Regions from separate parts of the Homo sapiens genome. Here region 2 is linked to region 1. A link is a loop called in an ENCODE intact Hi-C map of the cell type or tissue named here. Cell type or tissue: mammary epithelial cell. All regions are shown on one strand.

The links. Peaks named below come from ENCODE experiments on the same cell type or tissue, not always from the same donor. Only the 100,000 strongest peaks of a DNase experiment are listed, where the experiment ranks them.
Region 2: it touches region 1 in a loop (5-fold over the local background); 6 of 110 quality-filtered maps call a loop at or near these places.

What each region holds. Positions count from the first base shown.
Region 1 is chr19:38,555,554-38,558,053 of GRCh38, forward strand. The region is part of intron 89 of RYR1 (ryanodine receptor 1); the gene reads left to right. Among named protein-coding and RNA genes, the nearest start is that of MAP4K1-AS1, 40 kb to the right of the region's middle. RefSeq lists an enhancer at 1,739-1,928. In mammary epithelial cell, a CTCF peak has its summit at 1,406 (motif pointing right); no DNase peak of the experiment used is centred here.
Region 2 is chr19:38,717,775-38,720,274 of GRCh38, forward strand. It overlaps ACTN4 (actinin alpha 4), which reads left to right. Exons shown (of 21, transcript NM_004924.6): 11 at 153-300. All of the region lies in intron 1 of LOC107985291 (a long non-coding RNA gene), which reads right to left. Among named protein-coding and RNA genes, the nearest start is that of CAPN12, 25 kb to the right of the region's middle. RefSeq lists enhancers at 1-827, 862-1,582. In mammary epithelial cell, CTCF peaks have their summits at 1,260 (motif pointing left) and 2,006; a DNase peak (open chromatin) is centred at 1,617; H3K27ac peaks cover 1,719 bases.

The sequences.
Region 1 (2,500 bases):
CTAACCCAAAATAAAACAGTACAAATAAAAAAGTCACAGTCCTTTAAATCATCAAATATCTAGTGAGTGTGCAAATTTCCAAATCTCATAACTTTCATGTAACTATCAGGATTTTTTGTAGCTTCTTTAAATCAGAATCCAAACAAGGGCCACCCATTGCAATTGGCTGATACTTTTTAAAATCATCTTTCATCTCTTGCTTCCCCTCTATTATCTTTTCTTTTTCCTTGCAATTTATCTCCTGGAGATCCAGTCCTGCAGATCTTTACTGTCCAACAGAAATACAATATGAGCAATATGTATATTTTTAAATTTTCTTCTTTTTTTTGAGACAGGGTCTCACTCTGTTGTCCAGGCTGGAGTGCAGTGGGGCAATCTCAGCTCACTGTAACCTCCACCTGTCAGGTTCAAGTGATTCTCCTGCCTCAGCCTCCTGAGTAGCTGGGATTACAGGCATGCGCCACCACACCTGGCTAATTTTTGTATTTTTAGTAGAGACAAGGTTTCGCCATGTTGGCCAGGGTAGTCTCAAACTCCTGGCCTAAAGTGATCTGCCCTCCTCACCCTCCGAAAGTGCTGGGATTACAGGCGTGAGTCACCATAATTTTAAATTTTCTAATAGCCATGTTTTTTAAAAAGTAAAAAGAGGACCGGCATGGTGGCTCGTGCCTGTAATCCCAGCACTTTGGGAGGCCAAGGCGGGAGGATCACTTGAGGCCAGGAGTTTGAGCCAGCCTGCGTAACACAGCAAAACCCTATCTCTATAAAAACTTTAAAAAATAACCAGGTGTAGTAGTGCATATCTGTAGTCCCAGTTACTGGGGAGGCTGAGGCAGGAGGATCTCTTGAACCTTGGAGGTTAATGCTGCAGTGAGCCATGTTCATGGCACTGTACTTCAACCTGGGCAACTGAGCAAGACTCTGTTAAAAAAAAAAAAAAGTAAAATGAAACACTACACATAATCTAGTACACTCAGGATATTATTTCAACATGGAATCAATCCTGTTTATTTATTTATAGAGATGGGGTCTTGCCATGTTGCCCAGGCTGGTCTCAAACTCCTGTGCTCAAGCAATCCACCCTCCTCAGCCACCCAAGGTGCTGGGATTACAGGCAAGAGCCACTGTGCCTGGCCATAATCAATCTAAAAAATGATTAGCTCGACATTTTTCATTCTTTTTTCACACTAAGTCTATCAGTGGATAGTGCTGTCCTAGTTGTAGAGCTTCCCATAGTCTGGACCTGACCAATGCGTCCTTGTGGTGTCATTTCATGTGTTCCTGTGTCCCCTGGGTTTCCTCCAAAGTGGGACTCAGCCAAAGTTCGAGCAGATTCAGATTTGGGTGTAAGGAGTTTTTTAGCCAGAACCTTCCTATGTGGGGCTACTGTATACCTCCACCAGGAGGCACCTCCTTTCCAGATGCCAGCAGCTGTTTCTGCTCAACACTCAGACATATTCATTCATTAGAGATTGCAAAATGGCGATAGTCTCATTTCTTTTTTTTTTTTTTTTTTTTGTGACAGAGTCTCATTCTGTCACCCAGGCTGGAGTGCAGTGGCATGCTCTCGGCTCACTGCAACCTCCGCCTCCCAGGTTCAAGCGATTCTCCTGCCTCAGCCTCCCAAAGTGCTGGGATTATAGGCATGAGCCACGGCGCCCAGCCTCTTAGTTTTCATGATGCTTCCTTCACTTGACAAATGAGTATGAGTACCTACTGTGTGTCAGGCACTGCCCTGGTCCTGAAGGTACAGCAGTGAACAAAACAGAGAGCCCACTGTGGGGGCTGATAGTCCAGTGGGAAGGGGCAGATGCAAATAACGAAATACACGAAGTAATTGCAGGTTATAATCTGTGGTCTGAAGGGTGTGGGAGTGAGCAGGGTGTGGTAAGCCCTGTAAACCGGCTGGTGGCGGAAGGCCTTCTGCAGGAGGGGACAGCGAAGCTGAGAGTTGAAAGATACCATATGACTCAGCGAGGCTGTGGTGTCCCAGGCAAAGGGGACAGTAAATGGAAAGGCTGAAAAATGGGAACAAGAGGGACAGAGAGCAGCCTGGGCAACATGGCGAAACCAAACCCTGTCCCTACAAAAAATACAAAAATTAGCTAGGCATGGTGGCCTATGCCTGAAGTCCCAGCTACTTGGGAGGCTGAGGCAAGAGAATCACTTGAACCCAGGAGGGGGAGGTTGCTGTGAGCCAAGATCGCGTCATTGCACTCCAGCCTGGGTGACAAGAGCGAAATTCTGTCTCAAAAAAAAGAAATAAAAATACAAAAATTAGCTAGGCATGGTGGTGCATGCCTGTATTCCCAGCTACTCGGGAGGCTGAGGCAGGAGAATCGCTTGAACCCGGGAGGCGGAGGTTGCAGTGAGCCGAGATTGCACCACTGCACTCCAGCATGGGCAACAGAGTGAGACTCTCTCAAAAATAAAATAAAATAATACAATAAAATATAAAATAAAATAAAATACTAGCCAGGCACGATGACTCATGCCTGTA
Region 2 (2,500 bases), 160 kb after region 1:
CCCTGTGTAGGCATCCAGGTATAATAGCAAAGCATGACACAGACATGACCCCAGCCAAGTTCTGCCACCTTCCCATCAGCATCCCTTGGAGACATCCCCCTGGGTGCCTCCACTTCCTTGTGATAGCCCTGCCTGCTCCTGCCCTGCCCCAGGACATCAACAATGGCTGGCAGCACTTGGAGCAGGCTGAGAAGGGCTACGAGGAGTGGCTGCTGAATGAGATCCGCAGGCTGGAGCGGCTCGACCACCTGGCAGAGAAGTTCCGGCAGAAGGCCTCCATCCACGAGGCCTGGACTGACGGTACGGCCCAGCTCTGCCCCACTCTGCCCAGCCCCGCTCCCGTGCTCCCCTCCTGTCTCTCAGGCATGCATGGGTGTGCACACACAGCCCCCTGCCACGTTGGGTCTGTTTCTCAGGTGCCCTTTCTTGCTGCTTGGGAGCATGTGTGTGTGTCAGAAATGCTGCTTTAGAGCCAGGTTCAGTGGCTCACACCTGTAATCCCAGCACTTTGGCAGGCCAAGGCAGGAGGATCACTTGAGCCCAAGAGTTTGAGACCAGCCTGGGCAACATAGCGAGACCCTGCCTATACAAAAAAATTTTAGAATAATAAAATTAGCCAGGCATAGTGGTGCACACCTGTGGTCCCAGCTACTTTGGAGGCTGAGGTGGGAGGATTGATTGAGCCAGGGAGGTCAAGGCTGCAGTGAGCCGTGATTGTACCACTGCACTCCAGCCTGGGTGACAGAGCAAGACCCTGTCTCAAAAAAAAAGGAAAGAAATGCTGCTTTGGATTCCTTCAGCCCCAGAAAGCAGGGACCATTCAGGGGCCAGGTCCTCTTTGTTGCCCAGTCTGCCCTCGCCTCAGAGGTGGGACCCTGTCAGTCATCCAGGAACACAGCCAAGCCCCCTCCAGCACTTCAGGGAAGTGACCTTACACCCATCTGTTTGTCCCCTCTGCGTGTCTTCCCCATCCAGGGCGAGTGTGTGGGGCAGGCCTCTTCCATCCCCCGCACCCTGTGTTCAGAGTCGGCTTCCCTCTCCCACACCTCTGTGAGCGTGGACGGAAGGCTGGGGAGCCCATGTTCACTGGCACGTCCCTCAGGCTAGAGGAGGGCCTGCCTCCTGGGCCTGCTGCCGGACCACAGCCAGTGCTCACCCTCAGACAGTGCTCACCCACTGCCTTCGGCCCACCCTTCAGCATGGCCCACCTGTGAGCTCCTCCCACCTCCCATCCCTTCCCAGAGCCTCCTTCCCGGGCCTGGCTCCCCCTGCAGGAGCGCCACTGTGCTTTCTGTTCTCGGCAGCCCTGCAGCTGCCTGGCCGTTGGCTCCAGATGTGGGATTTCATCACGTCCCTGGCCCTCTTTTGGGTCATGCCAAGGTTGAGATTTCAGATCCCAGGGGTCTGGAAGCCTTCAGAAAGCTGCCAGTGCCTGGGAGAGCCACAAGAGCCACTCACAGGACTCCTCTCCCACTCTGGCCACCACCTTCCCAACACAGTCTCCCTGGCCCTCCGGCCGCCACTCCGCCCAGCTGAGCCCTTCCTTGCATTCCTGAGTGCATTTTCTCACCCCTCCCCACCCTGGCCCGCATGCGAGTGTGCAGCTCCACACGGCCTGCAGCCCTGGCCACGGCCCAGCTTGTGCCCTCCTCACATGAGCTCAGCTCGCCATTCCCGCGGCAGCTGCCAGCCTCAGAGCAGCCCAGCCCCTTTGCTACCAGGAAAGAGTGCGAGTGAGAGAGTGGATAGTGAGGGAGGAAGGGCCTGGCCAGGCCGGGTGCCGCACTTCCCTCTTGCCTGGCAGAAAGGCACCCATGTGAGGAGAGCGTGTTAGCACCGATGCCATCTTGTGTGGTTGGTGGCCTCCATCCATTCCCGGATTCACTCATTCGTTCAACAGACAGCTCAGGTGGCTCCAGCCGTCCTTATCCATGGAGGCCTGGGCGTCGCCCTGTGGCTGAACCTTCTGGGGGTCTTTCTGCCCACCCATCAGCTCTTCAGTCCCTCTACAGGGCTCCATGAGGCCCTGCAGATGGTTTCCTGAGGCCAAGGGGCTGGGTGTGGTGGCCCCACTGGCATTCCTCCCCTGGGAAGGGCTCTGGGGCAGCCTTCACCTGAGGTGTTTAGAAGCCAGCTCAGTCTCCGGCCAGGGCCCAGCTGGTTCAGCGGCCTCCACACGTCCCTGCCCCACCCCTACCTGACTGGGCATCCACGCGGGTCTGCCCATGGCGTCTGCCAGAGCCCCCAGGCAGGCTGGCCTACTAATTCCCAAGACTCAGAGCCTCTGTCCTCTCAAGTAGCAGTTACGTGAAACAGGACAGGCAGGCCCTCCACACCCCAGGGTCTGGTCGTAGCGGCCTCCTCCGCCCTGGGGTGGGTGGGCCACCTTCACTCCACACCCCTCACCATCCCCCACAGCCCGCAGCGGGAGGGTCGTCGTGGATGCTTCTCTGAGGGACTTGATTTCCTGGGAATACGACCAACCCCGAACGACCCCTTG